Regions from separate parts of the Homo sapiens genome. Here all the other regions are linked to region 2. Evidence: chromatin loops called from intact Hi-C (ENCODE). Cell type or tissue: PC-3. All regions are shown on one strand. Links, peaks and the distances in the headings refer to the core of each region. The heading gives the core; the rest is flanking DNA.

Region 1 (10,962 bases), core at 3,641-8,640, 370 kb before region 2:
AATGCACTATATTATAATAAATAGTATTAATTTAAAATATGCTAGTCTTTTCTTTTTGAGACGGAGTCTTGCTCTGTCACCCAGGCTGGAGTGCAGTGGCGCAATCTCTGCTCACTACAAGCTCCGCCTCCTGGGTTCACGCCATTCTCCTGCCTCAGCCTCCTGAGTAGCTGGTAGTACAGGCGCCCGCCACTATGCCCAGCTAATTTTCTTTTGTAGTTTTAGCAGAGACGGGGTTTCACCGTGTTAGCCAGGATGGTCTGGATCTCCTGACCTCTTGATCCGCCCGCCTCGGCCTCCCAAAGTGCTGGGATTACAGGCGTGAGCCACCATGCCCGGCTGCTAATCTTTTAATTAAAAACTTTTTGTGTGTGTGGAGATGGAGGTCTCACTGTCTTGCCCAGGCTGGTCTTGACCTTTTGGCCTAAAGTGATCCTTGCATCTCAGTCTCAGGATTACAGGCCTGAACTACCATGTCCGGCCCCTAATCATTTTTCATTTTTCCAGTGAATCCTTTTCTATTTAATTTATTTTGAGTGAATTTGTATTATTTACTACCAAGTCATCAAGGTATCACCAGTATATCATTTTCACATACCACATTTAAAAAAAATTTAAGTGGTCAACTGTCAAAAGCTGCTAAGGAGTTAGTTAAAATAAGAGCAGGGAAGGTTTCAATGAATGTAGTATCACAGAATTAATTTCTGATCTTGACAAGAGAAGTCTCAGCTGAGTGGAAGAAAATTATTCCAAATGAATACTACTGAGGGAAGCATGTGAGGTGAGGAAATAGAAAGTGATACTATAGGCAACTCTTCCAAGAAATTTAATTTAGACAACATTTTCAATAAATTTAAAAACACATTTATTTTCAATAGAGACAGGAGTCTTACTATGTTGCCCAGGCTGATCTGGAACCCCTGGCCTCAAGCGGTCTTCCCACCTCAGCCTTCCAAAGTATTGAGATTACAGGTGTGAGCCACTGGACCCCGCCCCAAGAAGTTTAATGGTGAGGAGAAACAGAGAAATAGGTCATTAGCTTCAAGATCATGTGAAGTTAAGAAGGATTTCGAGGAATGAGGTGGGGGTGGGGATTGTTTTCAAGAGAAGCAGATACTTGAGGATATTTTCGGGGGATGAAAATGATCCAGTAGAGAGGGAAAAATGACAGTAGATAGTTCTGATTTTAGTTATTTAAGGAACACACAGAAGAGCAGATAATTGCAAGGATGAAGCCTTTGATAAAAGTTACAGGGGTCAAGTGTCAGAGCAGTCAGGGAGGAGCAATCATATGGGTATGATTGCTCAAAGTCTGGTTGTTTTAGGGGCTGGATATTTTTTCCCAATACCAACCCAGCTCATTACCTGAGAAAAGGAGAAGGGAGGAAGTTCAATGGAAATATTTATGTCAGAAAATGGGAAAGAAAACCCTTAGGAAGATGGCACTATCGTGACCAAATAAGTAGAAATGACTAAGCTACTAAAAGAGACTCCTTAAGATTATATTCTGTATCCTCTAAATGGACAGAGCTACTTATCTTTCAAACATATAAAGTAGCAATAACGACAATTGGTTGCTATTATTGAGCATCTTACTTATGTGCTTTTTTAATTTTACAAGGCAACTGTAAGGCTAGAATTTTTTTTTTTTTTTTTTTTTTTTGAGATGGAGTCTCGTTCTGTCACCCAGGCTGGAGTGCAGGGGCGCAATCTCGGCTCACTGGAAGCTCTGCCTCCTGGGTTCACGCCATACTCCTGCCTCAGCCTCCCAAGTAGCTGGGACTACAGCTAATTTTTTGTATTATTAGTAGAGATGGGGTTTCACTGTGTTAGCCAGGATGGTCTCAATCTCCTGACCTCGTGATTCACCCACCTCGGCCTCTCAAAGTGCTGGGATTAGAGGCATGAGCCACCATGCCTGGCCAAGGCTAGAATTTTTAAATTACTTATTAGTTTATTTTATTTTTAAAAAACATTTATTTTAAGTTCAGGGGTACATGTGCAGGTTTCTTACATAGGTAAACTTGTGTCATGGGGGTTTGTTGTACAGATTATTTCATCACCCAGGTATTAAGCTTAGTACCCATTAGTTATTTTTCCTGATCCTCTCCCTCCTCCCACCCTCCACCCTCTGCTAGGCCCCAGTTTCTGTTGTTCTCCTCTATATGTCCATGTGTCCTCATCATTTAGCCTCCACTTACAAATTAGAACATGCAGTATTTGGTTTTCTGTTCAGGGATTCAAGTTCTTCCTGATTCAGTCTTGGGAGGGTGTATATGTCCAGGAATTTATCAATTTCTTCCAGATTTTCTAGTTTATGTGCATAGAGGTGTTCATAATATTCTCTGATGGTTATTTGTATTTCTGTGGGGTCCAGTGGTAATATCCCTTTATCATTCTGATTGTGTTTATTTGAATTTTCTCTCATTTCTTCTTTATTAGTCTAGCTAGTGGTATATTTTATTATTTTTTTCAGAAGACCAGCTCCTGGATTTGTTGGTCTGTTGAATGGTTTTTGGTGTCTCTATTTCCTTTAGTTCAGCTCTGATTTTGTTATTTCTTATATTCTGTTAGCATTGGGATTTGTTTGCTCTTGGTTCTCTATTTCTTTTAGTTGGGATGTTAGGTTGTTAAATTGAGATCTTCCTAATTTTTGATGTGGGCACTTAGTGCTATACATTTCCATCTTAACACTGCCTTAGCTGTGTCCCAGGGATTCTGGTACATTGTGTCTTTGTTTTCATTCATTTCAAATCACTTCTTGAGTTCTGCCTTAGTTTCATTATTTACCCAAAAGTCATTTAGGAGCAGGTTATTTAATTTCCATGTAGTTATATGGTTTTGAGTGAATTTCTTAGTCTTGACGTCTAATTTGATTGTGCTGTGGTCTGAGAGAGTGGTTGTTGTAATATCAATTCTTTTGCATTTGCTGAGCAAAGTTTTGTATTTGATTATATAATCAGTTTTAGAGTATGTTCCATGTGGTGGTGAGACGAATGTATATTTTGTTGCTTTTGGGTGGAGAGCTCTGTAGGTATCTATCAGGTCCATTTGATCCAGTGCTGAGTTCAGGTCCTGAATATCTTTGCTAATTTTCTGCCTCAATGATCTGACTAACATTGTCAGTAGGATGTTAAAGTCTCCCACTGTTATCGTTTGAGAGTCTAAATCTCTTTGGAGATCTCTAAAAACTTGCTTTATGAATCTGGGTGTTCCTATGTTGGGTGTATATATATTTAGGATAGACAGGTCTTCTTGTTGAATTCATCACTTACCATTATGTAATGCCCTTCTTTGTCTTTTTTGATCTTTGTTGGTTTAAAGTCTGTTTTGTCAGCAATTAGGATTGCAACTCCTACTTGCTTCTGTTTTTCATTTTTTTGGTAGATTTTTCTCCATTGCTTTATTTTGAGCCTATAGGTGTCATTGCATGCGAGATGAGTCCTTGAAGACAGCATACCAATGGTTTTTGTTTTTTTTTTTAATCCAGATTGCACTCTGTGCCTTTTCATTGGGGCATTTAGCTCATTTACATTCAGGTTTAGTATTGATATGTGTGGATTTGATCCCATCATCATGATGTTAGCTGGTTATTTTGTAGACTTGTTTATGTGGTTGTTTTATAGTGTCAGTGGCCTATAACACACTATGTGTGTTTTTGTAGTAGCTGATAATGATCTTTTCTTTCCATATTTAGTGTTTCCTTCAGGAGCTCTTGTAAGGCAGGTCTGGTGGTAACAAATTCCCTCAGCATTTGCTTGTCTGAAAGCAATCTTATTTCTCCTCTGCTTATGAAACTTACTTTGGCTGAATATGAAATTTTGGGTTGAAATTTCTTTTCTTTAAGAATGCTGAATATTGGCTTCCAATCTCTTCTGGCTTATAGAGTTTCTACTGAGAGGTCCTCTGTTAGTATGATGGGGTTCCCTTTGTAGGTGACCTAACCTTTCTTCCTAGCTGCCTTTAACATTTTTTCTTTCATTTCAACCTTGGAAAATCTGATGGTTATGTATCTTGGGGACGACCTTCTTGTGAATTATCTTACTGGAGTTTTCTGCATTTCCTGAATTTGAATGTTGGCCTTTCTGGCTGGGCTGGGAAAGTTTTCATGGATAGTGTCCTGATGTATGTTTTTCAAATTGGTTCCATTCTCCCCATCTCTTTCAGGTATACCTGTCATTCATAGATTTGTTCTCTTAACACAGTCCCATATTTCTCAAAGGTTTTGTTATTTTCTTTTCATTCTTTTTTCTCTATTCTTGTCTGCCTGTCTTATTTCAGAAAGATAGTCTTCAAGCTCTGAGATTCTTCCTTGGTCTATTCTACTATTAATACTTGTGATTGCATTATAAAATTCTTGTAGTGTGTTTTTTAACTCTATCAGGTTAGTAATATTCTTTTATATACTGGCTATTTTGTTTGTCAGCTCCTGTATTGTTTTACTGTGATTCTTAGCTTTCTTGGATTGGGTTTCAATGTACTCCTGCAGCTCAATGATCTTTGTTTTTATCCATATTCTGAATTCTATTTCTGTCATTTTAGCCATCTCAGCCTGGTTCAGAACTCCTCCTGGAGAGGTGGTATGATCATTTACAGGAAAGAAGGCACTCTGGCCTTTTGAGTTGTCAGAATTCCTGCGATGGTTCTTTCTCATCTTTGTGGTTGAATATTCCTTCAATCTTTTAAGTTGCTAACCTTTGGATTTTTTTTTCCTTTTATCCTATTCGATGATCTTGAGGGTTTGATTGTGATATAAGGTGGATTCAGCTGATTGGCTTCATTTCTGGAAGATTTTAGGAGAGTAATGCTCAGCTCTCAACTCCTAGACTGCATGCTTTAACTGAGGGGGACTTGTATTGAGGCTCAATGTTGTTCTCTGGCTCCTCAAGGTTAGAAATCCACTGTGCTGGGGGAGGGGGCCCACGGTGCTCCCAGACTGCTGGTCACTGCACTCTGATGGGTGGTCTCAGCCTAAGCATTTCATAGTGCAGTGGCAGCATGATTCATTCTCATTTGCATGTGCCAGAAGCAGCGCTGTGGGGTGTATGCTCCATCAGCTGTAGCAGGGTGCTAGTGGGTGCTGGGATGCCTGCGTCCATGAGGGCACACCACAGTGGCAGAGGCAACACACATGCTAGAATTTTAACCATTTTATTGTTGTGGAAATTGGCCTAAAGAAGTTAATTCTTCCAAGATCACAGCTAGTGATAGGCGGGGATAAAATTCAGATATATAGTCTTTCTCAAATTTCATCATCCCCTACTCATACCACTGAGCCATGCTTTCTCCGTAACGTGCATTCTTGTTACTGACAGTGTCAGACCATGGAGACCCTGGGGACAGTGATGGGTAAGGAGAAAAGATGTTATGGGGACACTTATACAAAGGCAAACCTCTACAGTTACACAGAGAACACAATGAACCTGTAGGTGCATTCAGTTAATTGAATGTCTTCATCGTGTCTCTGAATATGATGCAGACATTGTATTGTTTGGATCTCTCTGGAAAGCAAAAATCTTGCTTGGTTCACACCAAATCACAATTATTAAAAGCAGATAAGTTGTTTTTCTATGGTCCATTTTGTTCTCAAATCCTAGTTTTCAAAATCCTTTTACTATATCCAGATTTTGCAAAACTTGCTATTTGTTTAATGCAACAAAAGGAAATGAAATTCCTGTGTTTCCAAAATGCCACAGGTCCAAATTTGTATCTCATGTGTTTTTGACCATCTTAACCACCAGAGGGGAGTATGAGTCCACCTATTAAACTGAGCCGCAGATGGGTTTACTTTTAACAGGTGTTTGGTATGAAATGCTTGGTCTCAGACTTCCTAAAATAATTTCAAAAATTATGAATCCAATTTAACAGTTTAAGTTGATATCTAAAATTTTTCCAGATAAGACATAATTTTTGTATGTTATAATAAAGGATATAATTTCTAGTGCATTTTAAATATTGGAATTTGTGATGGTTAATATTGAGTGTTAACTTGATTGGCTTGAAGGATGCAAAGTGTTGTTCCTGGCTGTGTCTGTAAGGGTGGTGCCAGAGGAGATTAATATTTGAGTCAGTGGACTAGGAGAGGCAGACCTACCCTCAATCTGGGTGGGCACAATCTAATCAGCTGTCGGAGCAGCCAGAATAAAGCAGGCAGAAGTATATGGAAAGACTAGACTGGCTTAGCCTCCCAGCCTATATCTTTCTCCTGTGGTGCTGGATGCTTCCTTCTCTCGAACATTGGACTCCAAGTTCTTCAGCTTCGGGAGTTGGACTGATTTCCTTGCTCTTCAGCTTGCAGATGGCCTATTGTGGTACCTTGTGATCATATGAGTCAATACTCCTTAATAAACTTCCTTTTATATATACATCTATCCTATTAGTTCTGTCCCTCTAGAGAACCCTGACTAATATGGCATTTTAAAATAAAATAGTACATTTTTCATATATCTGAAGGAATCTAAATAACATAGCAGTTTGATACTCATCACTATCCATTAAAAAATTATATGGTGAGGTGTTGGGGAGGGACTTGTGCTTCCTGTGGGTGGTGCCCCTCTCCCAGCCCTGCCTAGACTCATCCTTGTATTCAATTAAATAAGTTGTTTTTTTAATTGATAGATAAGTTCTCTCTCTCTCTCTCTCTCTATATATATATGAATATTTATATATATATGAATATTTATATATAAACTATTTAAAATGTACTTTTAAAACATACTTTTACTATTAAAAGTAACTATTTAAAACTATTAACTATTTAAAACATACTTTTCTGTTTTTATTGAATTAATCATACACATAATATAAGGACAGAAATACCTCCACAAAACTTTTGTAAAAAAGAGCAGTCCCTTGCCTCCCCCAGCTCACCCCCAGCATTGTCTACTTCCCTTCTTAACTCTCTTGATTGATTCTTGTGGTTGTAACTGACTTAAATCTATATAAAAGGTATGTATTTCTACTTCTCACTATTACTGTTTTAGGCATTAACTATTAACTTTCTATTACGAAAGGATTTAGTTGAATTTTATCTCCAGCTTCCCCTCCCACGGCATCCCCCTGCCACATCTTTCCTGTATAGATATAACTTTAATAAGGACAATGTTCTGGCAGGCATGGTGGCTCATGCCTAATCCCAGGACTTTAGGATGCTGAGGCAGGAGGATCACTTGAACCCAGGAGTTGGAAACCAGCCTGGGCAACATGATGAGACCCCATCTCTACAAAAAATACAAAATGTAACTGGATGTGATTGCACGCACCTGTAGTCCCAGCTGCTAGGAAGACTGAGGTGGAAGGATAACTTGACCCTAGGAGGCGGAGGTTTCAGTAAGCTGAGATCATGCAACTACAGTCTAGCTTTGGAGACAGAGTGAGACTGTCTCAAAAAAAAAAAAGAGAGCAATGTTCAGTGTTTACATTATCATGACCATGTAAACAGTTTGTTGATGAACCAGGCAGTATTTTGTGGTTACTTTTTTTTTGCTAGCACAATATTTATCTTCCTTGGAATTTTTAAGTGTCTTGTTTGTCAATATACTTGTTTTTTTTAATGTACTTAATTTAGTCCCAAACTCTCCCTTAATTGTGTAAATCTTCAATTATGATGTTCAAACACATTAGATACTCTATCAATTTCATCTCTTTAAGAAGTTTCTTCCAAAACTTTCTAACCTTTCCCCTTCAGGACTGGTGGGCTTCTACCCTGGCGTGTAACCATAGCCTTGGGATTTTTCTTCATTCTGTAAATGGGGGTTCTCTTAGTCTCCCTCCTGTGTTGGATTCCCTGGTTCCTGGATCTCCTATTTTCCTCTTTGGTTTTTCTCTTATTTTATGGAGTGTATTCTCCAGTAGCATTCTAAGAAAGGATAAATAGGAATTAAGTTTTTGAGAATCTATTTCTAAAAATGTCTTTTTTTTCTAGTCTCCCACTTAATTGATAATTGGGAAGACTTTAAAATTCTAGGTTGGAAATAATTTTTCTTTTTTTCTAGTCAATGTGCAGTTTTCATGAAGGTAGTAGTGAGGTTCCATATCCAGGCAGTTTTTATCTTGATGATTATTTCAATTGAACTAGAACATTACATTTGTGCATTACTGAGAATGGGAGCAAGTATTTGATAACAATCAGTTTTCCATGTTTGTATTGAAAATGAACCTGAAGTTAAAGAGCGATTGCTCACTGAAAATGGCTTTAGTTACTTTCTTGGACACGGTGTGGATGAGTTATCACATTAAAATAACAACAGCCACCAAAGCAACCTATACAGTTGGATTGGGCACAGTGGCTCATGCCTATAATCCCAGCACTTTGGGAGGCCAAGACAAGAGGATTGCCTTAGCCCAAGAATTCGAGAACAGCCTGGGCAACATGGCAAGACAGAAATACTCTTTACAAAAATCTCTCTAAACAAAATTTTAAAATTAGGTGGGCCCGGTGGTGCATGTCTGTAGTCCCAGCTACTCGGGACACTGAGGCAGGAGGATTGCTTGAGTCCAGGAGTTCGAGGCTGCAGAAGGTATGATTGTGCTACTGCATTCCAGCCTGGGTGACAGAGCGAGACCCCAACTAAAAACAAAAAGGAACCTATAAGGTTGATTGCTTTGACACGTGAGGTTAAACTTGTAGGTTTCATGTAGTTCTGGAAAATTTCTTCATGTTCTGATTACGCATTTGTGGGGTTGGGTACTTAAAGTTTGTACAATAATATATCATTGATTTAATTCTCTGAAAAATGAAAAAATATTAGGTGCTTAAAAAGAGTAACACTCAGCAATGGAATAATTTGAGCCACAATTTTGTCTTCTGATGAAAATTTATATCTTATTTTCAACATATAAACTTGTGAGATTTTGGTCTTGAAGTGTTAGATTCTGGCTATTCACTAGAGTAACACAACATGAAACTAAAAATATAATCTTTCCTGGCATTTTCAGCATCATGATGAAGTGTTTTAATTTCATCTCTCCTTTCCAAAAGTCATGTGAGCAACTTTCCTTTCAAAATCTCGGTAACTGTAGTATGAAAAAGCATAGTTATTTACTTACTCATTATTTCTTCATATAACATGAAGAAAGGAGTTATAGTAATTACCACAACTTAATTATCTTAATAATTTTTACAATTTCACCTAGTCCTGAATCATTCATGGTCAGGCGTCATATTTTCTTCACAACTGTTTTCTGTGAATAAAGTAGTGCATACATTGGCATTAATGTATAACCTATTTTATTTGCAATTTACCTCTTTTCTTTCCTTCATATTCAATTGGAGCATATGAGTCACCCATTTGTATCCTATGTCAGGGGCTGGTAAACGTTTTTGGCAAAAAACCAGAGAGTTAATATTTTAGGCTTTGTAGGTCCTATGGCCTCAGTTGAAACTACTTGGCCATTGTAGCATGAAAGCAGCCATAGACAAGACATAAACAAACAAAGGTGCCTGTGTTTAAAAAATAGCATTGTATTTATGGATACTGAAGTATTAATTTCACAAAATTTTCATATATCAGGGAATATTGCTTTTTATTTTATTTTAAAAACGCTTTAAAAATATAAGTCTATTCTTAGCTGGAGGGCTAATAGGTGGTGGGCCAGATTTGATCTGTGGGCCATAGTTTGTCAACTCCTGGCCTATATTATGGCTCAAAAAGAAAACCAATTAACCAAGTCTGTTCTCATGTAGTCTAGGTTTTCAGTGATAAACGAAACAAATAAAAATCATCAAATGCTCACTTTATATGTATTACATATATGCCCAAATCTAAATCATACATTTACCATTGGTAGTAATTTAACAGTAAAGTGAATTATCTGCTAACACAAAGAAGAAAATTATTGCTCTAACACTTTTATACCATTTATATTATATCTAACAGTGTCATTTGAAAAATGAATTTTACCAGTAGCTTAATTTTTTTTATTTGTTCATTGGCAGGCAGATATGATTTTTTTTTGTTATGGTAGCCTGAACAGACTAAGACATTGATATATTTTAATATTTCTATGTTTCTAATTATATTTTTACAGTTCATGTAAGGCATTCAGAAAGAAAAGCCGGCATAAACATGAGAAGGAAACCACTCTTGTCAGAAAAATCCTCGGTGGGAGCAAAACTGGATTTTTGAAACTTGGGAAGATAAAATACCTATAAGTTTTAAAAAACAAGGCCCTCAGTGACACAGGTGACCTTGTACAGAACTCAGTGCAAGATTTCTAAGATGCAAAACGAGGCTAGAAAGAAGGCAAGTGACATCAGGGAGAAACTAACATTTCAGGTTATGGAGTTTAGTGAATAATATATATTTTTTCTTTTTTTAATTATTTCAATAGTTTTTGGGGAGCAGGTGCTGTCTGGTTACATAGATAAATTTTTTAGTGGTGATTTTTGAGATTTTGGTGCACCCATCATCCAAGCAATATACGCTGTACCTAATATGTAGTCTTATCCCTCATCCCCCTGTCCCATCCTTTCCCCTGAGTCCCCAGAGTCCATTACATCATTCTTATGCCTTTGCATCCTCATAGCTTAGCTCCTGCTTGTAAGTGAAAACATAACAATGTTTGATTTTCTATTCCTGAGTTACTTCACTTAGAATAATGGTCTCCAACTCCATCCAAGTTGCTGTGAATGCCATTATTTAATTCCTTTTTATGGCTGAGTAGTATTCCATGGTATATATGTATGTATATATACCATATTTTCTTTATCCACTTATTGGTTGATGGACGTTTAGGCTGGTTCCATATATTTGCAATTGCAAATTGTGCTGCTATAAACATGCATGTGCAAGTGTCTTTTTCATGTAATGACTTCTTTTCCTCTGGATAGATACCAAGTAGTGGGATTGCTGGATGGAATGTAGTTCTATTTTCAGTTCTTTAAGGAGTCTCCATACTGTTTTCTATAGTGGTTGTACTAGTTTACGTTCCCACCAGCAGTATAAAAGTGCTCCCTTTTCA
Region 2 (10,962 bases), core at 2,347-7,346:
GCAATGTAACATTGCACAAATGACTTAAACTCTGCAATGCCATATATTAGGAGGACAGAAAAAGTTGTTTTTTTGTTTGTTTGTTTTGTTTTGAGACAGAGTTTCACTCTTGTTGCCCAGGCTGGAGTGCAATGATGTGATCTTGGCTCTCTGCAACCTCTGCCTCCCAGGTTCAAGTGATTCTCCTGCCTCAGCCTCCCGAGTAGCTGGGATTACAGGCATGCGCCACCACGCCCAGCTAATTTTTTGTATTTTTAGTAGAGAGGGGGTTTCTCCATGTTGGTCAGGCTGGTCTCGAACTCCCGACCTCAGGTGATCTGCCTGCCTTGGCCTCCCAAAGTGCTGGGATTACAGGTGTGAGGCACCACACCCAGCCAAGAAAAAGTTTTCATCTCACAACTTAATAGGTACAAGTCATGGTATGAAGATAATAATACAAGGAGATATGTTAGAGGATGACTGGTCAATGTAGTTGGCAACTTTAGATGAGGTGATCAAATGTCGTCTGAAACCTAAATGATGAGAAAGGCCATACCAGTGGTTTTCTGGTGGTGGTGGGATGGAACAGTAATAATTTGGGGAAACTGTTGAAAAGTCTGAAGGTAGGAGCTAATCTGGCATAATCCAACCAACCAACTGACCAACCAACCAACAAAAATCAGAAAAAAGATTCAAATGCCTGAAGCATCACTAAGAAAGAGGGAAATAGTTTTCATTGAAGTTGGTGCAGTGGATGAGGGCCAAGTCATGCAGAGTGTGGAAAGAACTTTGAAGTTTTCTCTAAGAGCAATTAGAAAGCTTTGGTATCTTATTCATGCAGTAAATGAATAATCATATGTAATGTGTTGAGTACTTAACATATTGATACTGTTTGAGTATTTTACATGAATTACTCATTTAATATTTATAACAAACTTTTGAGGAAACTGAGGTAAATGTATATTGAGTAATTTTCCCAAACCTATACAGCTAAATGTGAGAGAGCCAGAATTTGAAGTTGGGAAGTCTAGTTTCATAATTCTTGCTTACTCCATTAAGCTTACAGATTCCGTTTTATGACTATGTGAATACAGCATGCTAAGGAAGGTGACGAAATAGAATTTGTTTCTTCTCCTCAAAGCTAAGCACAACTTTATTTCACCTGTAATTTAATTCAATTTAGTCTAACAATAACTTATTGATGTCTTACTCAGCGCATGATACTGGCTGAAGTTCTGGGGTATGGAAATGAAATTACCACTTTTCTCTTGACCTCACAGTTTAGCAAAAAGAGACAAGTGAATACATAAATATATTTAATGCAGTAAGTTTCTCTGATACTTAATATGAGTGCTCACCAATACCCAGTCATCCTCTTTTTTGAAGGCACACTTGCATTAAGCTAGGCAATGTGACTGATTTTGCCTGTAGATTCTCAGCACGTCACTTTTGAGCTGAGTCATTAAAATCCCCCGCAGAGTCTTCAGTTTCTTCTGTCCTCCTGAGGTGATTAAGGAAGCCTCATGTTTCCATAGCAGAGACATAATTTGGAAGCAGCCTGGTGGACCAATGAAGTCATTTCATAGAGAACAGCCCTGGGAAGATGCCAGACCTATCTGAATTCTCTATAAGCAAGAAATAAGCTTTGTTAGGTTAAATTGTTGAAATTTTAGGCTTTAGTTGTTGCCACAGGAAGGCATAGACTCTACTGTGTTTTCTGATATGAATGAAGCATATGTGAAGCACTCTGAGACACAAGAAAAAAAAAGGACATTAATTCTCAATGATAAAATGTAGATGTTTCCTCAGAAGTGCTAACATTTTAATTATGTATAAAAGATGAGGAAGACTTCAACAGTTAGAAAGATTAGTAGATGGACTTGAAGAGTGACCAGAAAGGGTTATCAGGGGAAAATGTATTAAGTGAATAAACACAGCATTATGTGAAAGTAAAAAAAAAATACATTTGAAAGACAGAAAATGAGGCCATGTAGCTGAAATATCTGATAATTACTAGTAAAGTGGTAGACAGATGTGAAGCTAATGGTAGAGAGATGTGAATAAAGAGAGAGATTAGGGGCCACTTGGGTTCTGATAAACCTAGTTCTTGAACTTGAGTTTGTACAATCTGGGAGAGCTGTTAGAAGCTTTTGATAGAGATGTGTGCGACAGCCACGAATAGACATCTATTGAATAGACCACAGTAATGATGATGTAGTCCCTGCCCTGTGTTGCTTGCAAACTATGATAGGAGATGTTAGATTATTTTGAAATCATTTGTTTAGGTGGCATTAAGTGTAAATTCAATAAGATAAAACACTTTTAGAGAAACCGAGGTAACTGACAGTGGAAGTTACATTTTCGCTGAGTCTTCAGTGTTCAAAAGGTGGTTAAGACTTCAAGTGGGAAGTAGGAAGGAAAAGGTAGAGGGGAAGGCCTCGTGTGAGGTAAGAGTTGGGCTCTGTGATAGCCTGCAGTCTGTGCCTAGGAAAAACAACTCAGGCAGTAATATGACCAATGACTCTAGCATTAACCAGATGTGAAAATGTGAACAGCTCAACGGGAACAGTAGTAGCAGGCATAACTTGTGTTGGATTAAATGGGTCAAGAGACCTCGCCAAGGTGCCTAGCTTAGACAGGTAAAGGAAAGATGCATGTCATTAGTTGAAATTGAGAAGGTAAGAGAGGTAGCACATTGAGGAGCCATAAAGCGCCAGCTGCTTCACCTCAGCCTAGGTCTGTAGGAGACGTAGTGGAGCCAGCTGAGTGAGAAAACAGCACTGCTTCTTACCATAATACTCGGGTGTGTATTGAATCCTCTTTCAACACATGAAGAATTTTTATTTTATACATTTATTCTTAATTTTTATGGATACATGTGAAGGATCTTAAGACAAAAATGAGCCCTCTGGAAAACAGTAGTGGTGCTCTCAAGAGGGAAAAGGAAAAGCAGTGGGTAGAGAGTTATTTATTTGATAATATTTACAAATTCCTATGGGTATAAATCTCATTATTATGGAGTAAACATGTTATTTTTTCAAGTATATGTAGATGTTGATATTGTAGATAAAATATAAATCATTACAAAATGATACTGCATACTTAGTAACTTCTTGTCATCATTAGAATTTCTTAATCACCTTATAATAAAAATACAACCGTTACCACCAACAGGGTCTGCAAAGCTTTTGATATTAAAAAGAAAACCCTGGCTGGGCACAGTGGCTCATGCCTCTAATCCCAGTAATTTGGGAGGCCGAGGCTGGCAGATCACCTGAAGTCAGGAGTTTGAGACCAGCTTGGCCAATATGGTGAAGCCGTCTCTACTAAAAACACAAAAATTAGCCGGACATGGTGGCAGGCACCTGTAATCCCAGCTACTCGGGAGGCTGAGGCAGGAGAATCACTTGAACCTGGGAGGCAGAGGTTGCAGTGAGCCGAGATTGCACCACTGCACTCCAGCCTGGGGGATACAGTGAGAAAATCCTCTCCTTGGAAAACCTGAGAATCTGCGCTTTGTTTTCTGGAGAATTATTTATATCACTGGCATATTAAATTACATATCTGAAGGAACCTGAAATTAATAAAATAGAAATTCATTCTTTTACTTTGAATGTAAAGCAAAAGGATCGGAGGGGGATGGTTTTCATTTGATGTAGTTAATAATATAAAGTTTGCACATCCAGACAGGAAAAATGTTACCAGGAGTTCTGAAGAAGCTCCTAGAACAACATCAAGTCTTAGTCATCAGTTCTAGCGATTTTTAAGGATTCCAATGCTTTGCATGTAAGTGTGTGGGGTTGGGGTTAAAAGGATTAGGAGAGATGTACACGTGCTGCAATGGGCTTCTCAGCCTGAAACTCTTGGGGAAACCAGGAAGTTTGCCAGCCCTTCACCTTATTTTCAGACAAGTTTTTCATTTGAAACCTGTGGATTCTATGCTTCATTTTTCTTGTGAAAGCATCTCTTACAAATTGTGGTGAAAATTGTTACTTTTTCCCTGTATGGAACTTTCATTCTTTGTGAGAAATTAGTTTACTGCAAATATAGAATGACTTTGCTGAAAGCATTTTGTTCAACTCAAGTACTAGAAGGTGATGCCCTTTACTGTTGTTTCAGTGAAAAGTCAAGGAGGGTTTAAGTAAATGTTTTCCTAATAAGTTGTATGGGGAATATATAACTCTACTCAGTGGAAAAATCTAAAAAGCAATTAGCAAAGGCACTGTTTGTTACTAACGACATTTTCCTGGAAGTCCGTTGTTACTATCAGCATGAAAGTTTTCCTACTACTTGTCCCCCTCTCTTTTGAGCTGGAAATCAGTTAACACCAAGTAGCTTCTGATTTCATTTTGCAAAGCTTTCTTTGTTAACATCTCCAGGTATTATATAAGGCTTTCCGTTGGCATAGAAATTTAATTAACTATCGTGAGTTTGCCTTCACTTTGACTATGATTATTTGATTTCAACTGCCTTTAGGGAGAAAAATACGGAAGTATATTACTCACCACTTCACATCTGTTGCAGTTTAAAAGACTCGGTTGCCAAGAATTGTATGAAGCATCACTTAGTAATGATTCAGGAAATGATTAGTCAATGCATCTTATGCTCAAAGTGAAGGGCACCCTCTGTTGTCCATCTTGCTATGATAGGGCCTTGATGTTTTCCAAGATACAGAATCAAGCTATAAATTTGAAATTTCTTCTTAGCTGAATATTGATAAATACATAGTGATAAATGACACACATAAGACAGTCTTTCAATATTCTAGTTAGAATGTTCAAGAATAGAGACAGGATCCCCCCAAAATAGACCCTGATATTGATAATGAAACAGCAGCAAACTGGCTTCATTTTCTTCTTCCACCAATTAACTAAGATTTCCATAGTCTTTTGATATCTCTGTGTATCAGTCTTCTCCTTTAGAAAATGAAGATGTTAATAACTGCACAATGTACAGTTGCAAAGATTTTATTTTTGCTGTGTGATTTAAATTTGAAGTGCAAATGAAGTTTCCAGCTTTTGTGTGTGTGTTTTGTAATTTTATGATGCAATTATTATTGCAACTACACTATGAAAAGGCCAGGGAACTGATGACTATCTTGTACACTTAAGTCTTTGGCTGAAAACTAATACTTCAAGAAGTTGCTTCTCTAAACTTTCTCCTTATATGACTCCCATTATTTTATTACCTCTTCTAAACATCTCTCACTTCTCTAAATGTTGTGATGGATATTTATTATTTATCCGTGCTTTGATTCTTGATTTCTCATAGTTAGACCTCTGCTATTTTTCTTAACAAATTGAATAACACTTGAATGTTTATTTTCATTTTATTTTCAATTCCTGTGCTGTTCCGTTTGTGTAACACAGCATGTCGAAGTCAAACTCGTCATCTTTATCCAAAACCTACCTTAGGTTTGATAGTTTTAGCAAGAAAGACCACACAATGGTAATCTGTTTTTTCTTTGGTGGGAATATAATATTTGGTTTGCTCATTGCAGTTCTGTTGGTCATCATTTCTAGATCTTTTCGATGGACAGAGTTAAGGTTTTCAGAGCTGATCTTTTTCAGTGGACAGAGCTAATGCAATTTGTATGCATGTGTGTGTGTGCGCATGTGTGTATATATAAAAATACACACACACATATATGCATATTTTATATTTAATAAGTTCATATTAAAGATAAAATACCTCGTAAACTCACACTGGTACTTCCTATACAAATTTTGGAGTACAAAGGTTTTACTTAATTTGTTTTATATTACATCTGTATCTCTTCTCTTTCACATTAAGAAACTCAGTTCCCAAGGACACAGGGGATAATATAATTAGAATTTCTGAAAATTTCTCATTTCCTTTATCCTACATCACCTGCATAATTGTCTCAGGATAGCAATTCTATTACCACCAATATTATTTAGAAAAAACAATTTTTTAATTTGCTCTCCCCACTCTCATCTGTTTTTTAAATAAATTGTCTTACATTGTCCTGTATCTACATATAATATTAAATATTATAATCTCTCATTTTTAGCTCTCTTTTAGTATTAATTTTACAAGTAGTTATGTATTAGTGTTCACCACTAGTTTTATGTCAATGTTTCTCTAGTCATTTTGGTTTTGTGAAGTTTGCTCTCTGGTAGGTTTCTCAAGAAGGCCTCATGGGAACAATATTTCTAGAGTTCTTGAATGTTGATAACTTGCAAATTTGCCTTTTCTTCCTTTTTTTCCTAACCACTAGACCGGCAGGAATGCTCTTTATTCTTGAAAGTCCCTTTGCTAGGTATGAAATCTTTGACCTATGTTTTTACTCTTGATTATCTTAAATGTATTAATCCATTTACTTCTGCCATAAAGTGTTGCTGTAGAAAAATTCAGTGATGACCCAATTTTCTTTCCTTCTAAGTCTGTTGTCCAGAAGAGCTTGCCTTTTTTTAATCTCAAAAAAATTTTAAAATATGTCTTGAAGTTGGTCATTCTGGGTTGTTATAAGTTGGATAAAAGCATATATAATATGCTTTTTTGATATGTAATTTTGAATCTTTTTTATTTCGGGGTTTTATTATAGGATTTAGCATTTTTTCCCCTTGCATTGATTGTCTTATTCACTGCCTCCTATTATGGATATATTTAGTCATGTTTGCTTGTTGTAAATGACAGGATTTTCTTCTTTTTTATGACTGGATAGTATTCCATTGTGTGTATATACTGTATTTTCTTCATTCATACATTGATGGACACTTAAGTTGATTCCATATCGTGGCTGTTGTGAATAATGCTACAATCAAGGTGGGATGCAGCTATCTCTTCAACATACTGATTTCATTTTCTGTAGCTATATATCCAGTAATGGGATTGGTGGATCATATGATAGTTCTATTTTTAGATTTTTGAGGAACTTCCATATTGTATTTCATAATGGCTGTACTGATTTTCATTCCCAACAACCGTATACAAGGGTTCCCTTTTCTCCACATTCTTACTAACATTCATTATCTTTTGCCATTTTGATAATAACCATTCTAACAGGTATGAGGTGATATTTGGTGATTTTAATTTGCATTTCCTTGATGATTAGTGATATTGAGTATTTTTTAATATACTGTTGGTCTGCATACCTAATATTCTTGTATGTCTTCTTTTGAGAAATGAATATTTTGCCTGTTTTTCAATTGTGTTATTTGTTTCTTACTGTTGAGTTACTTCAGTTCTTACATGTTTTGGATATTATCCTCTTATAAGGTAAATAGTTTGCAAATATTTTATTTCATTCTGTAGGTTGTCTCTTCACTCTGTTGATTGTTTCTTTTGCTGTGCAGAAGCTTTTAGTTTGATGTAATCTCATTTATCTGTATTTGTTTTTGTTACCCATGAGTTTGAAATTTTATTCAAAAAACGCTTGCCTAGACTAGTACCATGGAGCTCTTTTCCTAAGTTTTCTTCCAGTAGTTTCATAGTTTTAGGTCTTACATTTAAGTCTTTAATCAATTTTTGAGTTATTTCTTATATGTGGTGAGAAAGAAGAGTCTAGTTTCATTCCTCTGCCTGTGGAAATTGTTTCCCTACACCATTTATTGAAGAGACTGTCCTTTCCCCATTGTGTGTACTTGATGCCTTTTTCTGAAAATCAGTTTGCTTTATATGCATGGATTTATTTCTGGGCTCTCTATCCTATTCAATTGGTCTACGTGTCTGTTTTTATACCTGTACCATGTGGTTTTGGTTACCATAGCTGTGTAGCATGTTTTAAAATCAGATAGTGTAATGCCACTAGCTTGTTCTTTTTGCTCAAGATTGCTTTGGCTATTTGGAGTCTTTTGTGGTCTATACAAACTTCAGGACTGTTTTATCTATTTCTGTGAAGAACGTCATCAGTATTTTGAGAGGTAATGCACTGAATCAATAGATCACTTTGGGCAGTATGAACACTTTAACAATATTAATTCTTCCAATCCATAAATACAGCTGTCTTCCCTTCTGCTTTTGTCTTCTTCAATTTCTTTAATCAAAATTTTATAGTTTTCAGGGTACAGGTCTTTCACCTCTTTGGTTAAATTTATTTATTTTTGTTCTTTTTTAGCTATTGTTAATGTGAAAACACAAAAAATAACAGTTTTTTGATGGCATCTTTAGAATTTTCTATATCTAAAATCCTATTATATGTAAACAGGGACAATTTTATTTTATTATTTTATTTTTTATTTAATTAATTTATTTATTTTTGAGATGAAGTCTTACTCTGTCACCCAGGCTGGAGTGCAATGGTGCAATCTCGGCTCACTGCAACCTCCGGCTCCCTGTTTTAAGCTATTCTCCTGCCTCAGCCTCCCAAGTAGCTGGGACTACAGGTGCCCACCAACACACCCAGCTAATTTTTTGTATTTTAGAAAAGACGGGGTTTCACCATGCTGGCCAGGCTGGTCTCGAACTACTGACCTCAGGTGATCCACCCGCCTCGGCTTCCCAAAGTGCTGGGATTAGAGGCATGAGCCACCGTGCCCGGCCCAGGACAATTTTATTAATACTTCCTTTCCAATTTTGATGCCATTTATTTTTTTCTCTTGCCTAATTTCTCTGGCTAGGTACTGCCAGTACTATATTGAATAGAAGTGATGAGAGGGGGCATCCTTGTCTTGTTCTAGATCTTAGAGAAAAAACTTTCAACTTTTCCCTGATGAATATGATGTTAGTTATGGGTTTATAATATATGACCTTTATTGTATTGAGGAACATTTCTTCTATACAAAATTTATTGAGAGTTTTCTCATGGAAGGATGTTGACTTTTTCAAATGATTTTTCTGTATCTGTGGATGATTATTGTCCTTCATTCTACTAATTTGATGTAGCACATTTATTGCTCTATATATTTTGAAACATACCTGTACCCCTGGGATGAATGCCACTTGATCATGATGAGTGATCTTTTTAATGTGCTGTTGAATTTAGTTTTCTGGTGTTTATTTGAGGATTTTTGTATCATGTTCATCAATATTATTGGCCTCTAGTTCTTCTTTGGTAGTGCCTTTGTCTGGCTTTGATATCATGGTAATACTGGCCTCATAGTATAATTTGAAAGTATTCCCCTGCTTCCATTTTTTTTTTCAGAATAATCAGAGAATAATTGGTATTAGTACTTCAAATGTTTGAAGGATTCAACAGTGAAGCCGTTAGGTCCTTGGCTTTTCTTTGGTGAGAGACTTTAATACTAATTCAATATCCTTAATATTCTATTAAAATTTCCTATTTCTTCATAATGCAGTCTTGATAGATGTATGCACCAAGAATTTTATCAATTTCTTCTAGGTTATTCAATTTATTGTCATGTAATTGTTTATAGTAGTCTCTTGTGATTCTTTTACTTGCTATTGTATCAGATGTAATGTCTCTTTTTTCATTTCTGATTTTATTCATTTGAGCCTCTTTGTTCTTAATCTAGCTACGCGTTTATTGTTGTTTATCTTTTCAGAAAACAACTCCTAGTTTCATCGATCTTTTCTAGATTTTTTTCTAGTCTCCATTTATTTCTGCTGTGATCTTTGGACTTAATTTGTTCTTGTTTTTCTAGTTTTTTGAGATACAACATTAAGATTTTTATTTGAGATCTTTCTTCTTTTTGTGATGTAGGCATTTATTGCTGTAATCATCTCCCTTAGATTGCTTTTGCTGCATCCCATAGGTTTTGGTATGTTGTATTTCCATTTTTATTAATCTCAAGAAAATTTTTAAATTTTTCTTTTAATTTTTTAATTGACCCGTTGGTTGTCAATGAAGCATGTTGTCCAATTTCCATTAAATGAACATATTTAATTTCCATGTATTTGTGAATTTTCTGAAGTTTCTTCTGTTACTGATTTCTAGTTTTATACCATTGCAGTAAGAAAAGATACTTGATATAATTTTTATCTTCTTCAATTGTTAAGACTTGTTTTATGTCCTAACATATATTGTAACCTAAAGAACGTTCCATGTGCAATTGGGAAGAATGCACATTCTGTAGCTATTGCATGGAATGTTCTGTATGTCTGTTAAGCCTATTTGATTTAGAGTGTAGCTTATATCCGATGTTTCCTTATTGATTTTCTATCTGGATGACCTGTTCATTGCTGAAAGTGTGGCATTTAAGTCCACTATTATTACTGTACTACAGTATCTCTCTCTTCAGATCTATTAATATTTGCTTTATGTATATATAGGTGCTCCAATGTTAGGTACATATATGTTTATATTGTTATATCCTTTTGCTGAATTGACTCCTTTATCATTATATAATGGCTTCTTTGTCTCTTTTTATAGTGTTTGACTTAAAGGTTATGTTATCTAAGTATAGCACCTCCTGTTCTCTTTTGGTTTTCATTTATGTGAAATATCATTTTCCATATCATCATTTTCAGTCTGTGTGTGTCCTTACAGATAAACTTAGTATTTTGTAGGCAGCATGTAGTCGTGTCTTGTTTTTTGGCCAATTCAGCCACTGTTATCTATGTATTTTGATGGAAGAATTTGATCCAATCACATCCCAGGTACCCGTTAATAGATAAGAATTTGCTGTTGCCATTTTGTTAATTTCCTTTGTTCCTTTCTTCCTCTCTTGCTGTCTTCCTAAGTGATTTTTCCCTTGTGATATGTTTTTATTCTTTGCCTTTTACTTTTTGTGTATCTATTATAGGTTGTTGCTTCATGGTTACCAAGTGGCTTGCAAAAAACATCTAATAGTTATAACAGGTTACTTTAAGCTAATAACTTTGGTCACACACAAAAAATTTTCATATGTTTACTCCATTCCTTCCCCTAAATTTTGAGTTTTTGATATTACATTGTTTTATAGTGGATATTCCTTAACACATTATGTCAGTTATTTTTTAATAGTTTAGTTTCTTAGCCTTCATAATAAAGATATCCATGTTTTATACATCACCATTAAAGTATTAATGTATTTTGAATTTGACTTTGTCTTTACTCTTACCTTAAATACTTTAAGGTAC
Region 3 (10,962 bases), core at 2,104-7,103, 340 kb before region 2:
CACACCACCAATGCCTTAGAGCCCCAAAGTGCCAAAAATTCAAGAAGGCCTGTGGTGAAATGAGGGAGATGCCCACTGCTCTTTTTGTATTATGCTATCTTACCTGGCCTAAGCTAAGCCAAAGGGATTCTCCCCTGAGGATGTGAACTCTCTGTAGGTGGACGAAACTATAACTCTGTGAGGTGGCCATGTTCCACCATGGGTACCTGCGAGGTAGAGAAGTCAGCTTGCCAAGTTCGAGAGGAGAAAGTGACTTTAGAGTCAGAAGCAAAGATGAGATCCTAACAGCTTCCCAGGCTCCATTCCTGCCCTTGGGTTCCACAAGGTACCTCTGTAACCATAAAATAAATCCCTCCCTTCTCCCTTCATGCTGGAGATAGTTCAAATTAGATTTTATTGACAAAACCAGTCTTGGCCAGTTATGCTCTCTAATGCCTGAGGGATCTATATAAATTTTAAGCCGGGCGTGGTGGCTCACGCCTGTAATCCCAGCACTTTGGGAGGCCGAGGGGGGCGGATTACAAGGTCAGGAGATTGAGACCATCCTGGCCAACATGATGAAACCCAGTCTCTACTAAAAATACAAAAATTAGCTGGGTGTGGTGGCGTGTGCCTGTAATCCCAGCTACTCAGGAGGCTGATGCAGGAGAATCGCTTGAACCCGGGAGGTGGAGAGTGCAGTGAGCCGAGATGGTGCCACTGCACTCCAGCCTGGCGACAGAGTGAGACTCTGTCTCAAAAATAATAATAATAAAATAAATAAATAAAAATAAATTTTAAAAACCATGATATGAAAGGATACATGGTTGCTCCCTGTCACTGCTCTTCTCCATAAACACCTCAAGCATTGCCTGTATTTTTGTCTCCCTAATCAGTGTTTCTATTAGCTGTATACAACTTTGTTAATCATCTCTCTTCCACCCTTCTCTGTCACTTGCTCCATGTTCCCTTTCCCATTTCTGTTATTTTTATAGTTTTTTGACATCTTTTCATTAGTTTTTTCCCATGTTGCCTTTTTATTGAGCATCTGTGTAAAATTTCTCACAACGCCTCTCACCTCTCCCATTTGAAACCATTTTAAGATCAGAGAGGAGAAGGGCATTGCTCAATTGGGCCAATTTAAATCTGTCAGCCTTCATGGCAGATGGCCTCTTCTCTTTCTTTTCTTCATTGTCTATTTCAAGCAATTCTGAGAAGATAAGAATGCTATCGTTGGCCTAGGCTGAGCGGGAAGGGATCTGTGGATAAGAATTACGGTGATGATGTGAGCACTGGAAGCCCAGTTTCCACACCTTTTTTATACAACCCTGTCTATCGAAACATTTCAGAGTGTCCTTTCCCAAAGTTCGATGCTCTCTATGCTGGGACTATGATTTGCCAAGGTGTACAATACATGACTAGCAGTGGCTAGCAATAATTTCTCCAGTAGTAGCTTTTCCTCAGAGTTCTTTCTGTCCCCAGTTTATCCCTAATTCCTGAAGTTATGTCCAGGGCAAATGGTTACTCACAAGTCAGTGTTATTTTTTTAGTAGGTGCTTTAAAGAACGTATGCTGGATTTCTGGGGTGGCTGCAGTGAGGGGGCCAGTAGGAAGCACCTGATATGCACAGGTTTTGCATTTGGTCTCATGCATTCTGCTAGGAACCATGTGCACAGCACATCTCCCTCATAGATGTGAATAAACTCTGCAAAACTGTGGCCCCGTCCTAAATTCTTGGATGTTCACAGGGGCATACATGCAAATTTCATTCTAGGAATAGCTTATAGGTTTGCCAGTTCCCAAAGGTGAACATACAACTCACTATCAATCTTAGGTCCATTTCTGAGTAATGCAGGTTGAACACTAGGTTTGTATCAGGTCCCATGCTAAAAACTTTAAAATGCAGCAAATTGAACCTCACAATGAATGTTGGAGGTGTGAATTTCTTTTAGAATTCTTACTGTAAAGATGAGGAAACTGAAGCCTAAGTACAGCTTGGCACGTCTGAGGCCACATAACTAGTAAAGTAGGTGGATTTAAACTCAGAACTGTCTACTCCACAGCCCAAAATCTTGACCACTATGGTATGCTGCCTCAAGGCAGAATATATAAAATAAATGACCATGCACAGATGAACCCTTCAAAATGGCCTGCAGCTCAAAATGTAACCAGAATGCATTCCATATTTATCATTTTGCTTTGTGAGCTCTTCCTGTCCTGTTGCTACCCTTCCTCCCAGCTCCCCAGGTACACTTCCCCAACCTTCAAATGTCATCCAGATTTCCAATTTGACAGGATGCTGAGGATCTTGTATGGCATGCTGCCTCAAATTATTTCACTCCTTTTTCCTTTTCCTTCCCAAGAAGGAAGATGAACATTCATGAGCTGACTCAGGCCGAGAATCTTTCCCTTCCACTTAGGGTGAGCCAATCAATAGCTCTACCCACAGTCCTCACTGTGCTGATGACCAACACTGCATTAATGGCATTGCTATTTAGCAGCGCAAAAGAAGGGCTCACTAGAAAATAAATTTATTGTCCCCCTCCATCTCCCCCTTCAGTGAATCCCACCTTACTGCTTCCTGTTAGAAGGCTTTGGAAACCCTGTGGGTTATCAAATAGCACCATTTCCCTTGGCGGTGTTACACTATTGATTGAGATAATGTTATCTTCTGAAAATGTCATCTATGGCAGGTGCAATTCCTACTTGGTTAATTCATCTGTGGCTAGGTCTTGTATATTCAATCTGGTAGCAGAATGCTTTTTTTTTCCTTCTGGAGTTGGAGTTTTCATTACTGAAATAAAAAATGGGTCATAGAAATATTACTCATGAAGAACTCAGAAAACATTGCCCTGTTGCTTTCTTCCTGCTGAAGTTTGATAGGCCTACTTTATTACATTGCAGTTGGCAGGACCAGTTTACTCAATTGGTTTAACATCATTCCAAGGAGGGTGAGGGCATCCATTCTGGCTTTGTAGAATGTTTGTTAGTGTATCCTGCTGGGTGTTGGTTGGATTTCACACATATTTCACCGTCAGGGAGCCATGACATAACCTTTTGGGTACAAAGGACAGCATATTCTATTATTTAGTTGATAGTATCAAATGGCATGCTTATTAGAGGTACCTGGGGGAAGAAGAGCAGAATTTTTTTTTTTTTTAAGTCTCGCTCTGTCACCCCAGACTAGAGTGCAGTGGCATGATCTCAGCTCATTGCAACCTCTGCCTCCTGGGTTCAAGCGATTCTTCTGCCTCAGCCTCCCGTGTAGCTGGGATTACACGTATTCGCCGCCACACCTAGCTAATTTTTGTATTTTTAGTAGAGATGGTAGTTTCACCATGTTGGCCAGGCTGGTCTCGAACTCCTGACCTCAAGTGATCTGCCCGCCTCGACCTTCCAAATTGCTGGGTTTACAGGCATGAGCCACTGTGCCCAGCCAAAGAGCAGTAAATTTAAAGGAAAATACCATCTAAATAATAACAATTGCTTTCATGTGACTTGTCCATTTGGAAGACATACAGAAAAGGGATAGAAGCAGAAAGAAACAATATGGTTTAGGTTTAGGTAACAATATGGTTAGGTAGTGAAATAATAAAGAACTTTGAAACTGCTCCTTGAACATCCTGATTACTTTCTCTGTGGGGGAGACATTGGTTCACATACAAATAGAACAGGGAGAAAATCTGCAGCAAGGTATCTTTGCTCAGAAAGGACAGCAGCAATCCAAGACTGTTATCCCAGCTAGTTCCAGACAATAGAATACTGCCAATGCTACAAAATTAAAAATAAACAAGATAAAAAATAAATCAGATAACAGGACTCTTAGGGTTGATGTCGCTGTTGGGATTTTGGAGTTGACGTTTCAGTCCCCAAAGAGCTGGAGTTCTGGGAATGAAGACAGAATGGTAAAGAATTATTTTTGACTTTAAGCATAAAAGTCAAATAGTCTATAGCACATTTCGTTCTGCTATAGATTATCTGCATTCTTTCAGCACAGACACATCACTGGGTACTCAGTGACTATGTCATTTCATCCTATTTTATGTGGTTCAGCTGATATGATTGTCTTTTTTTTTTTTTTTTTGCTCTGAACTGCTACATGTAAATAGTCAACTGCAATGGTTAAGCTTTTTTCTTTAAGAAACGATTATGGCCAGGTGTGGTGGCTCATGCCTGTAATCCCAGCACTTTGGGAGGCTGAAGCAGGCGGATTGCTTGAGTCCAGGAGTCTGAGACCAGCCTGGGCAACATGGTGAAACCCTGCCTTCAGTCTCTACAAAAAATACAAAAATTAGCTGGGGATGGTAGCATGCACTTGTAGCCCCAGCGACTCGGGGGGATCACTTGAACCCTGGAAGTTGAGGCTGTAGTGAGCTGAGACTGCACCACTGCACTCTGGCCTGGGTGACAGAGTGAGACCCTGTCTCCAAAAGAAAAAAAAAAAAAAAGAAGAAATGATTACATGTATGTTTATCCCAGTCAGAATCTGATCCATTTAGTATTCTACCTAATACAAGTAACAGTGCTTCTCTGTGCCTTTTGTTTCAGTTATTTTCCTAACTTTTCTACCCTTTGGTGTGTTTCTTGAACAAAGACCAACTTGTGATCTCTTGATGTCTCTTTTTAAAACCCAAGAAGTGAGGATTTGTTTTCAAAGCCAGAAAATCCTGCCTTCCCAAATCCTCCCCACCAGGAGGAAGTCGTTACTGTTCACATCACCTTAAAAAGAACTAGAGTGCAGGCTGTATGTCTTCAAGGGACCAAAACTGTTACTAAAGACAGAACTTTGGGACAATACTAGTGGACCAATCTCACTGATACGGATTTGTAACTGCTTAAAATTTCAAAAGAAAAAAAATGACAGTAATGCTATAGTTTTGAAAATCAGCGAATTTGTGGGCAGGTGGCATGACTTATCAGTAACCTTTAGGGATTTTATACAATTCCCCCTCCCCCGACTCCCTTTCTTCTGCAGCTCTCAGTTCTTCCAGCAGGTGTCCCTATAATCACAGAACAGACATTCCACAGCAAGGTATGTAACTTTATTTTTCTAGCATAATAATTTAAAGTATTTACACACTGCACACTCACTGTTTTACACAGATACGTATTCATATATCTATGAACCACATCTAAAGGTTTCTTTGCAAAGACTCGACACACTGTTGGGGGGGGGGGAGCTTCCAAGCATAACAAAGAGGACAAAAAAAAGTTTTGAGTCTTTTAAAGACAGCCATGTGGAGCATCTGTGAAAACCAGTGTTTCCCCCGTTTTAAGCTCCCCCAGGAGACCTCTGAACAGCTATAGCCTATCCACATGTTGGTATGACCTGAAATTCTTCTAGCTAAGGTTTCAAGAACCAACATGTGCAAGCAGCATTTTTTCTAGAAATCTCAAAAAAGGAGAAAATAAACCTGGCCCTTACGTAGAGAAATACATCTATTTCTGAAAGTAATCTGTGGGGATTGTTTTACAGGGACACCGATTACAAGGGCAGAATAGCAAAATACACTATTACTAGTGATGCAGGGTGCTTTTAAATGTCACTTCCAGCTAAATGATATGGCAAAATAACCCAATCTTCTTTTCCCAACTATCAGTAAGGGTGGTTGTTATTTTCCCTGAAAAGAGCAAAGGTATATTTATTAATGATACACACTCTAAACCCAGATCCTATAGAAATTTCTTCTATTGCTTTTACTTCACTTTCATATTATTTGCACAAAAATAGTGGTTATCCTCCGTATTTTTTCCTCGCTTGTACTACTCAATTATAAAACAAATTATTAACGATAGCTTCTGAATTTGGTACATGGCATCATAGGTGAACAAAAAAAGCCACAGTTCAGAGCTGATGGTCAGTCCGTCTCTAGTCCAGCTTCTATAAAAGGAAGGCGGGTTTAGGTTTCAACTCTCTATAGTTGAATCTCCATGAGTAAGAAGGAGATGCCTTCCTTATTTTCCCAGACTGCCCAAGATTATTCTCTCATCAACACAAGGTAGAGGTTTGCCACCTCTACATGAATTCACAACTCCACTCTGTGACTGGGTGGCACATCAGTTCGCTAAGAAGTTAAACTTTACAAAATGACGTCCTCTTCCTCTTGCCGGTATGGGCCTCTGGCAGTGTCACTGATCAATAGGACATGGCAAAAGTAACTACCTGGAGAACTAAAACTAAGCATAATCTTGGCCTGAACTACTACGGTAAAGATAGTATCTTTTATTTCTGTTTATGTAAACTTATCAACAAATTATTAAAGCAGAAACTCTATCACTTCTTGGAACTAAAGATTTACATCTAGCTATAACAATAGAAACCTACCTATCCTGGAGTTAACTTTCTCAGATTACTGCTCCTGACTTTTGCTGTTCTTTTCCTTTTGCAAGGGGGTGCCAACAATGGATGGAAGAGGCAAGGAGATCTTACTTTATAGGAATTTCTCCAAGTTACAACGAGCAACTGACCAAATCATATTCAACTACAGGTGTTGAGAGAGAGAGTACCTGACTTCAGACCACCTGGGAAGCACAATGCTTAGTTAACAAGAATATCTGGATTAAGCAGTGCCGAAGTGGCCGCACACCGAGTCAGGCCAAGGAAGCTCTTCTGTCATTGCCGCCCAACTCTGTTCCACTTTGCATGCAGACATATCAAAGACTGTGATGAAGATCATGGTGGACAAGGAAGAATGAAAAACTTTGTGATGGGATCTGGGCCTCTACATTAGAGAAAGAACCTAACAAACCCCAGTTCTTTGGATTCGTAAGGTGAGGCTGAGGAGGGCTTACTGGAGTTGGAGACAGGGAGAGCTGTGTTTCTGGGCTCAAAGCCAAGAAACGGTTAAGAAGAGGGGCTTGCATCAGTCATATAGATTAAAAAGAGCAAGGCATGATAATTACTAAATTTATAGTTTCATGTTTTAACACAGAAGAGTCAGAGGGAAAACTGACAATTTAAAACGGGGCATGGGATGAGAAAAAGTCTAGGAGTTACTGAGATGCCTGGTACTTATCTACAAAACTTCCATCACTAGACCCTTTTGACCTACGAGAATAGCAGTTTCTATGGTTCAACCTAATACACTGTATGGGCTCAAATATATAACAATTAGAATTGAGAGTAATCAGAATACCAATAATACCCCCCCTTCTGAAAAAGTAACAGCTCTTAGATGAAGAGAGCTTCTTAAGATCAGCGTTTAAGAGTCAAAGCACCTGTAAGGGAGAGTTAACGACCCTTTCAAATCAAGTGAGGGCAGAAGGGTGAGGGCATAGTTCAAAGGAACGAGGCAGCTCCACCGGAAGGTGGCGAGTAAAAGCTGCACACCGTGGCAAATCAGTAGCAATGGGAAAGGGCAGGAAGGTACAGCCAAGAATAGCTACAAACAACTGGTCACCTTCAAAGGAAACGCTGCATATGGATGTCTGTGTATATGTACTATACATATCAACCAAGCACACACATAAATATTTAATATATAAAAAATAAAGTGCTTTCTAACAGGTCCCTGGGCAGGGACATTATAAAACATTTCACAGAACTGCAAAACAAAATTGATACAATCAAAGAACACTACATCCAACATATGTGAAAACAGCCAAACACAGTATGTACAATCTGGTGGGTGTCCCAGGACAAACATCCTGTCATATACATGGTATATACATATATACTCTTTTACTCAATATATTATGACAATATATATTTTAAAATTTTGTTATAGACAAAAAATAAAAAACCAAAACAAAAGACAACCCCTACAAAAACACGATAAGGATCAAGCAGGTGAGTCCTAGACTGACAGACAAATCACTGCCTCCACGGGGAGTCCCATTGCCACTGCTGGGGAAAATGTGCCAGCGTTCCTTCCTTGGGTGCAGGGCCTCCACATCCTCCAAGGCACTGTGGGCTGCGGCAGTAAAGTTGGCATCACCAGTGGTGAGCAGGTCGAAGACACAGGACTGGAAATAGATGTCCTTCACTGGCATCTTCTCATGGCATTGAGTGTTGGCAGTCTCCAGTGTGTAGCCAGGCCAGGCCTGCACCAAGGAGGTGCGAGGCAGGCTGTGTCCCAGGATGGCAGACACCTGGCCCTGCCCGTCATCGATGCGTTCACTCAGGGGGCAGCCGTTCACGCACAGCTGCAGGTCCTGGCTCTCCTCGTAGGACATGGCCAGGTCTTCAGGCATACGGATGGCAAGGGTCAGGTAGCGACCCACCTGCCGCACAAACACTGTGGTCCCTATATAGCGGGCGTGCATCTCCACATAGTGGCCACTCTCCCTTTCCACGATACGCAGGCTCTTGGCATCGCTGTCCCCACCACTGGTGGTGCCATCCACAAAGGCGGCCGGCAGGTCATCTGTCACAGCTTGGTAGACTTTCTGATCTGTACACTCATGGTGGGCTTTGAAGATAATAGTGATCTGTGGGAAGGAGCATGTACAAGGTTTAACAGAATGGGAAGGAAGCAGAACGGGGTAACCCTCTGTAGCAAGAGCTCCCCGCCATTTTGAAGCTGAATGGCTTAAGGCGGAATCTCCAAAATGGACCCAACTGCTTGCACCTCAAAAATGGATATCACTTTCAGAAAATATTTTTTAAAGTCCTATATATTTAGAACTAAAGTTTAAATAAATCTGTGCATCAAGACAAAACTTTTTTACTTTCCTAAGAGAAAGAGTGAGCAAGTGAGCAGTGTTGCTATCAGAATATCGGTTTTTTTTTTTTTTTTTTTTTAAGTGACAGGGTCAGCTCTCTTGCCCAGGCTAGAGTGCGGTGGCACATTCATAGCTCACTGCAACGTTCAACTCCTGGGCTCAAAGGACTTTCCCACTTCAGCCTCCTGAGTACACAGGACTAAGGGCATATACCACCATGCGTGGCTGATTTAAAAAACTTTGAAGTGAGGGGGTTGGTGGGGGGCGGGGGGGATGGTGGAGGTCGGGGGTTCCTCACTACGTTGCCCAGGCTGGTCTTGAACTCCTGGCCTCAAGCGATCCTCCCACCATCATCTCCCAAAGTGCTGGGATTACAGGCATGAGCCACTGTGCCAGGCCAGATTATGGGCAATTTTTATTGATAATTTATATCTTGTCTGCTTCCAAAGTGGATGAGTCATGGCATAGTTCTGAGAAAAGAAAAAGGCTCGTTTCTGAGTTATTATGCAGAAACTTTAAAGGGCTTAATTAACAATATACCTAACAGAACTTTGCTTCCTACCAAGATTCTTCATAGGATTAAAAAACTGTATCCCATGACTCACCACTACAAACTTACTCGAAATACAGAGAGAAAGAGTTGAGGAGGGGGCACCCCAGTAACAGCCACCACTCATGTACCCCAGGAAAGATTTCTATTAGTCCCTTAATCAAATGTTTCACATCACTGGCTAATCCCTGCGACAGGGAAATCACCTGGCAAATATAGCTCCTAAGCACTGGCAGAGACTGAATACCCTAAACCTAGTTACAGCAAATGTTTTCCCAAACAGCACCAGAGTCCCTTAACTCCTCAGAAATCTTTTCCCAGCCAACTCTCGATTCTCCAAACTAAGCACATAAATTCATCAAAGAAAAAAAATTACTAATAATACAAAAGCTTCTCTTTTGTAAACCCATGTTCTTTCCTGCAGAATCCTTTAATTAGAACAGTTAGTTAAAAACCTTGCACACCTTCACCTCCAACATATCCAACATCTCTGGTACAGGTGGTGGAGGGAAGACAACTATGATAAGACAGGGGCTGCTGTGTCACACAACATGGAGAAACTATTTCAAAGAAACAAAAAAAGACCAGATTTTGAGAATTGTATCATTGCTAGTAACTGAGGCAACAGGGTTCTCTCTTCCTTCTTGAAAAAACAAAAAGTATCAGGTGACTTCAGTCAGGAGGAAGGTAGACAAGCCAAACACTCTATGAATTACTCGGGATGGAGGAAACCTTCTACCTCCTGCAAGGAAACTAATCGAAACAATAGACCCTTGTGAAAAAGACCAGAAAATGCACCCCCCTCCCCCCGCCTGCCCACCCGAAGTCCTCACCACCACCCTCAAGTTTATGTCTTAAGTTTTTCTCCAACTCGGCCAGCATTTGCTCACACTATTTAATTCCACTTGTTCCCACTGGTGTTACTTGACTGGAATTTTCCAGCCATTTCATTTTACTTCAGCCAGTTATAAAGCCAGATCTGAACCAGCTGCACTGTAGCAACCGGTTAAATTCATATCCGCTGTGTGCAGCTGCAACTAAAAGCCAGACAATGTACTATGAAAATGCTGGGTTTTCTCCCTTCCTAATTACCCTGAGCCACAACTTGATTTCACTACCAGCCTTCTCACATTTCAACACCTTCTTAACAACCCAAAGGAGGTGCATCAGAGATGATTTCAGGAAATTTGTTGTGCATCCAACCATAGGACCTTTCAGAGTGAATGGGGGTTTTGAGCTAGATATCTAACGGGACCATAAAATAGATTTATTTGGTGGCTCTAAAATCCGTTGACAAGTGTTTTTTTTTAAGGCATGCTGGGATCCCTTGGAGATGAAAAGATTGATTCAAGAAAATTTTGCACCTGAAAAAGTTGAAAGTCAACAATACAGATGGCTAAAATAAGAGTTAGTAATAGACTTTTTATATAATCACTATGCTCATTTTCACCTGTAACATCTACTCAAAGATTAAACTCTTCAATGACGGCTAAATAATTCGTCTTTCTAGTCTAACAAACCTAAAATTTAAACCAACTTGATATTATCTGCAAGAACTACTTTTTTGTTCACCTTAGGAAAAACAAAGAGGATTTACTTGTGTTGGGCCAACAAAGCAAAGATAACCGATTCCAAACAAGTTTCCAAAAAGCAAGCAAGGGTCCATATTGAGATGAGTGGAATGGTTCCATATGTCTCACCACGGCTGTTTTTTTCATTAAGCACACCAATTCCAACTCAGGAACTCAGGATTCATTTCAAACACCTCC

Evidence for each region. A loop is a pair of places that touch in the nucleus more often than their neighbours do. Peaks named below come from ENCODE experiments on the same cell type or tissue, not always from the same donor. Only the 100,000 strongest peaks of a DNase experiment are listed, where the experiment ranks them.
Region 1: a loop joins it to region 2, with 8 times the contacts of the local background. A loop is called at or near these places in 1 of 110 quality-filtered maps.
Region 3: it touches region 2 in a loop (8-fold over the local background); 1 of 110 quality-filtered maps calls a loop at or near these places.

The regions. Positions count from the first base shown.
Region 1 is chr5:98,822,137-98,833,098 of GRCh38, reverse strand. No RefSeq gene overlaps it. Among named protein-coding and RNA genes, the nearest start is that of RGMB, 54 kb to the right of the region's middle. In PC-3, for the core only: a CTCF peak has its summit at 5,741 (motif pointing right); a DNase peak (open chromatin) is centred at 5,738.
Region 2 is chr5:98,448,689-98,459,650 of GRCh38, reverse strand. No RefSeq gene overlaps it. Among named protein-coding and RNA genes, the nearest start is that of LINC01846, 290 kb to the right of the region's middle. In PC-3, for the core only: a CTCF peak has its summit at 4,638 (motif pointing left); a DNase peak (open chromatin) is centred at 4,540; H3K4me3 peaks cover 516 bases; H3K27ac peaks cover 635 bases.
Region 3 is chr5:98,790,532-98,801,493 of GRCh38, reverse strand. RGMB (repulsive guidance molecule BMP co-receptor b) reads right to left here. Exons shown (of 3, transcript NM_001366508.1): 3 at 5,000-8,409. The coding sequence ends at 7,741. Among named protein-coding and RNA genes, the nearest start is that of RGMB, 22 kb to the right of the region's middle. In PC-3, for the core only: a CTCF peak has its summit at 4,965 (motif pointing right); a DNase peak (open chromatin) is centred at 5,043; H3K4me3 peaks cover 452 bases; H3K27ac peaks cover 538 bases.